Linked DNA regions of Mus musculus: region 2 is linked to region 1. The links are chromatin loops, found by intact Hi-C in ENCODE. Cell type or tissue: heart. All regions are shown on one strand. Links, peaks and the distances in the headings refer to the core of each region. The heading gives the core; the rest is flanking DNA. Region 1 holds the start of E130308A19Rik (RIKEN cDNA E130308A19 gene). Region 2 overlaps E130308A19Rik (RIKEN cDNA E130308A19 gene).

Region 1 (2,915 bases), core at 154-2,653:
CACTTCTAACATCACGTTCTCTTCATATGCTATGAAAAAAAAAAAAATCTCCTATCTTAAAACGGAAAACAAAGGTTTTAGCCTGCATGGAAAGACTATCATTGTTTTACTCTCTAATGCAAGCCCTACCATAAAAGCTGTCACTACATGACACTCCAATTAACTGTTTAGTAGGTAGACTACTCTATCGGTGATAATCCTAAGGACCACAAGAAAAAACTTTACTCCACAACTTCAAAACAATTTCTTTAAAAATATTAAAAAAAAAAAAAATCAGCCATGTTCGATTTTCTCCATTTAAGTCACTGCCTGACCTTTAACATTTTAAATTAAAGTCAGCCGTAAGAAAACCACAAACATTTTTTGTTTGTCTGTTTGTTTGTTTGTTTGTTTCATCTGATGTGTTTGTTGCTGGTCAGCTCAACCTCCTCTCTCCAGGACACTAGGTTTCTTGATCTATTTGATAACAAACCCAAATCACTGTGCGCAGCCTCAGATTGGGGGGAGCTTTTGGGAGAAAGCCCTCCTCCGTTAGAAACAATAAATAAGGGAGCAAAGCGCCGCACGTTCCTTTACACGCCCCACACGCACCTCCCGGTACCTCCGGACAACCAAGCTAGTCCGGCAGAGCCCCGAGGTGTCTCAGACTCTGCAACTAGCTAGGCAGACCGTTCCTCCTCCGTCCCGCCCTCCTGCCCAGCTCGGGGGACGCCGGCGCACCGACAGTCCCCGCCAAGACGCCGCCGGCCGCGAACCGGTGCGCGCCCCGCTCTGCGCCCGCAGACCCCTCCGCCCCTAGCGCCCTCCCGCCTCGCTGGCCCGGAGCAGACAAAAGGAAGGTTCTGAGGGTCACGGCGCGGCCGCCCACACACAAAGAGGCCCCGCGCCCGCGTGCTCCCCAGCCCCGCGCGGGCTCTCACCCACCTGCAGGTGTCTGTGCGTCTGTCCATAGGAACGCGGGCGGTGGGGCCTGCGGGAGCCCGGCGGCCCGAGCTGGACGGGGAGGGACGGCGGGACGGAGGGCGGCAGCACCACAGCCGGAGGCCCCGGGGCCGGAGTCGGTGAACCGGGAAGGGCGCCCCACGGGCTGCGCGGCGGGTGACGGCGGTGGTGCGATGAGAGGGGGGGGCGCAGGCGCCAGCCTGGCTCGGCCACCGGCGCGCGCCGCTCCGTGCGCCCCGGGCTCCGCGCGCCCGGCTTGGAGCGCGGGGGCGGGGCCGCGCGGGGCGGGGCCGGAGAGGGGCGGGGCGGGGGCTCGGACCCCAGCTTCAGCCGGCACCGGAAGCGCTCCTCAGGCGGCGGGACCTACAGGAAGTGTGTAGCGACGCCCGCGGAAGGCGCTCGACCCGCGGCGCTCGCTGCCCTGAGGGGGCGCGGGCCAAGCTCCTGTCAGCGACGCGAGCAGCCCGGAGCCGGCCGAGCTCGGCCCCCGTCGCTCCGACAGGTACAGAACCCACGCACGGTCTGTGCCACTTTCCACGCGTGTCCGCTGTCCTGGCCTCCGCGCACTTCAGCCTAAACACTTGAAGTAAGCAGAGCTTGATCGCGTTAGAGGTGTGTGACACCTCAGACAGAGTTGTGCCGGGTGGCCTGGGACCCGCAGTGTACTTACTCCATAGTGTCCTAATGTCCCACCGCATCGCATCCACACACACATCTAATAAACTGGAGTTCCCAGGGAAAAAAATAAAGAATAGTGCAAGGTGTTAAAGATTCTACACGCCTTAATAATTTATTTATTGCCTACCCATCAAACTTAATACCCTCATGACCTTAGGAAACTCTTTAATATGTCTTTTTTAGCAGTGGCTAAAAAAGTGGTTAAGAGCACTGGCTGCTCTTCCAGAACACCAAGTTGATTCCCGGCAGTATCTCACAACAGTCTGGAGTTCAGTCCCCGCGGTACGACAGAGCGGTGCAGACGTACATGCTGGCAAAACGACCACTAATAATAATAGTAGTAGTAATAGTAAAAAGAAGGAAGAAATGTATTGTCAGCTGACCTCTAGCTTCCACTGATTCAAAAGCTACAAATCTCATCAGTACCTGAAACTTGTAAATTTGGCCCACTTTGCTGTAATCCACCAACCTGCAGGCCTTGCCATTTGGTAATTGCCTTGATTTTATGACTTCCTTTTTTCTGTAAATAATAATAATAATAATAATAAAAGCTAATGTAACTACTTCCACAGTGGAGCATGTCTTCCAGGGTAATCTGAATCCATGTTGCTGGCCATCATTTGTATTTGGCTCAAGAGTAGACTCACTGAGCTCAGAGCTGTACTTTGGCATCTACACATTCATCCCACCCCAGGAGTGGGGCCGTTGTAACAGCTAAAACTCTCAGAGGTGCTCTGATACACAAGGCACTAAAAGCTACCTACACAGCATGGCACCACTGAGACAAGGCTGTGTGTTTAAAAACCCCTTTCATAGCACCTCCCAGATATGTCTGTGCCAAGCACTTAGTAAGTTGTTAATTCAGTTAGTCCTAGGAACGCTACAAAACTGGTGCTACTAACATTACTATTCTATAGAAAATTTGATACAAAATGTAATTTTTTTTATGTGTGTGGGGGTTGTTCTGCTTGCATGGATATCTCTGTGCCAGAGATGCCCTCGGTGCCTTCCCAGGCCAGTAGAGGGTGTCAAATGTCCTGGAACTGTAATTCCAGATGGGTGTGAGCTCCCTCCCGGGTGTTGGGAATCAAACCCAGGTCCTCTGGAAGAGCAACTACTGAGCCATCTCTCCAGCCTCACATTTTCAGGTACCTACTGAGAAGTGATATTGCAGTTCATAAGATGGTTGTAGTTTTAGTTTTCAGAAACTGAGGCTTAGAGAAACTAAGAAATCTTGAGAACATAGTTTGTTATTGGAGCTCAGAGTCATCCACTGCTTCCAGGCTCCCTTTTCT
Region 2 (2,915 bases), core at 202-2,701, 86 kb before region 1:
TACTGTAGTCATCTGAGCGGTAAATTATCCCCGACGGTAGTAAAGCACATCTAATACCCACGCACCCACACTCTCCAAGGACATAAGACTAGGAACAGTGCAGGTCATCCAGTTTGATTTTTGGTAAATTCTTTTACTGAAGCAAAATTCACTCCATGGCATCCATCACCAGCTTATAATCCTGATGGGTACACCACGTGACTACATAGCCTCTGGAGAATTTCCTCAGCAGAAATGTAGGAAAATAAAGAGACCACAAAATGTCATAGTATTTACTAAATCGACACAAGGGGTGTCAAGTGCAAAAGAAAGGCCTGTTTCCTTCCTACCTGTGCCACTGGCTCACTCTCTATAAACTAAATCAGACCACAAAGCTGTACTGGTGGGGGTGAGATCACAGCATGGAATTAATTGATGGCTATTAGGGTACAGGAGCCTGCATTTTAAACAAGTCCCGGGATGGCTCTAACACAGGTGTGGCCCATTAGTGCACAGCCTGAGTGCCTGGAAAGGTCTCTTCCTCTTCCCAGGAAGTCCACGTCCAAGCTCTGGCTCAGATACATTACCTGCAGAGCAGGGTTTATAGTCAAAGAGTTTCACTTCCCAGGCAAGACACTTGCTAAACACTAGGGAGGTTTTGTTGGAGTGACTTAAAAAAAAACAAAACAAAACAAAAAAATCTTTGTATAAAGGCATGTCTCTGTATTTTCAATAGTTAATTCTGTACTTGCAGAGACCCAAGTGAAGGCAGGATTGTGGTAATGTCATTTCTATGGCCAGCCACTGGGTTTTCTATTTTGTAAATGGTCTTTCTTTCTCATCTGCCTAAAGGTAATCTAGAGATGGTATCAGCGGTTGTGTTGCTGCTGGCTGGTTATAAACAGAGAGCTGCTGGCCAATAGCTGGGCAGGAAGTAGGGACAGAACTTCCAGGCAAAGGAGTGACCCAGAGAGAGGAATGCAGAAGAGGGAGAAATGACAGCAGACTCACAGGGGAACAAACCGGGCCAGTGGGGGGTGGAAAGGTCTATAGAGCTAGCCACCGGGCGGATCTTTCAGCTTAAATTTAATCGGTAGCTGAGAGACTGCCCCAGCAAAAGCCTAAGGTTAAAACTATAACGGAAGTCTCATGTCATTATTCATACTGCAGGTGGGTAGAAAAAAGTCCCACTATAAGGCTTGCTTGTTGTATATGTTGTGGATTACTACGTTTGTGTATGTGACTATGGAGGACAGACGAGGGGATTGGGTCCTTCAGAACTGGAGTTACAGGCAGTTTTGAACCATAATATGATTGCTGAGAATTGAACTCTGCAAGAACAGTAAACACCCTTAACCACTGAGTCATCTTTCCAGCCCCTGGAATCACTAAGTTATTAACACTGTTTACCTAATTGCGAGACCATTTTAAAATCCTAATCTACCTTGGCCCAGCTATATAGGTAGTGTAGCCAATAGTTAATAGATCTTTGCCAACATAATATCCTTTCCAAATCTTAGAAGCAATGCTTGAGCTACATAAAATCATGTCTGTTTTCAAACCTAAGTATTTATAGTTGTACCTCTTAAAACAGTTGTATGGAAGTCGAGTAAGATAGCAAAGTATACTACTTAGCTCAGTACTGGGCACACATATATCTTCTGCCCTTTAAACGCATCACTGCTTAGAAAATGTGTTCCAACCCCTGAGCCCACATCTCCCTAGCCCAGCTGCCAATGAAGCTCAACAACAGAGCGAGAACCTGCCAAGCATGGATCCTTGGTTTGAGCACCACCAAAAACACCCAACAGTCTTTCTGTCTCAACAGAGTCCCATTGTTGATGCTTGTTCTCAGCACATTTGTAATTTTCCCAAACCTTTATAAGCCCTTCATGTGTAAGAAAATACTTTGTTATGGGCAGTTGTAAACTAAAGTTTGTATCTCAAACAGCTTTTTGGAGACCATATCCATGCCAGGTCTATGGTGTCACTATGAGCAACAGTATGGCGACTGAACGAGCTCAGTATAGAATTACACATCAGTACAACCGTGAAATTCTCTCTTGAAAATGCTGGCCTTTAAAATTAACAAAATAAGACACTAGAAGCCAAAAGGGGGATCATCTGATAGTTTTAAAAATAAACTAGAAAAAGCTTAAATCTCAAGGTTAATTCCTACTTCATGGAAAGAAATTAAGCATTCCAAAGCAAAGGCAAAAGGAGAACAAGAGAATAAATATTGTATGACATTAATCACAATAAGGAGTGCTTTCATCCTGGCTGAAATATATTCTTAAATCAACTTCGAAATGTAGCTGCATTTGTAGGCTTAACAGCATGAAAGCCACAGGACGGTAATTAACATAATACATCATCTTGTGGACTTTTCATAGAATCTGACAGGGCCCGTTGAGATATTGCTTATTAGAGACCATAGAACACCCCTACCATCACCCCCTTTTTATTACACTGCCAGGCACTGAATCAAGAGTACCTTCTAATGTGTCTGAATATCTGCCACTGGTGTAATACATAAACTATATAGTGCGCTGCTGCCAGCAGACTTTGAAATACAGCGTAGCATGTACAATTCCCAGAAACAATCTTGCTTTTCACTCTTACTTTCTTTGACTGGAGGCGGGGCTGAAGGCACATCAATTCATTACAGAGTCAACATTTACATTTCCCACAGATTCACTAATGAAGCGGCAGCTGTACCCTCACCCCGCTAGTCCTTCTACAGTTCCTTCTTTACTGATTTAACTATACAGCACAGAGTATCTTACACAGGCATTTTCAATCAACCCATACATGTTTTTCCAGTGCTTTTAACATGATCCCTAAAAGAAACATTGAGAGATTCAATAGTAAATCATTTCCCAGAGTAAAAATTAGTTTTCTCAGGGCTTAGGAATTCAGCCTTGACAGCACGGAAC

The links. Hi-C counts contacts between places; a loop is a spot of excess contacts. Peaks named below come from ENCODE experiments on the same cell type or tissue, not always from the same donor. Only the 100,000 strongest peaks of a DNase experiment are listed, where the experiment ranks them.
Region 2: a loop joins it to region 1, with 2.1 times the contacts of the local background. A loop is called at or near these places in 3 of 42 quality-filtered maps.

What each region holds. Positions count from the first base shown.
Region 1 is chr4:59,624,501-59,627,415 of GRCm38, reverse strand. It overlaps E130308A19Rik (RIKEN cDNA E130308A19 gene), which reads right to left and starts at 1,205. Exons shown (of 4, transcript NM_001015681.2): 1 at 925-1,205. In heart, for the core only: a CTCF peak has its summit at 1,347; a DNase peak (open chromatin) is centred at 1,235; H3K4me3 peaks cover 1,859 bases; H3K27ac peaks cover 1,773 bases.
Region 2 is chr4:59,710,727-59,713,641 of GRCm38, reverse strand. The region is part of intron 2 of E130308A19Rik (RIKEN cDNA E130308A19 gene); the gene reads right to left. Among named protein-coding and RNA genes, the nearest start is that of Inip, 72 kb to the left of the region's middle. In heart, for the core only: no CTCF peak of the experiment used is centred there; no DNase peak of the experiment used is centred there.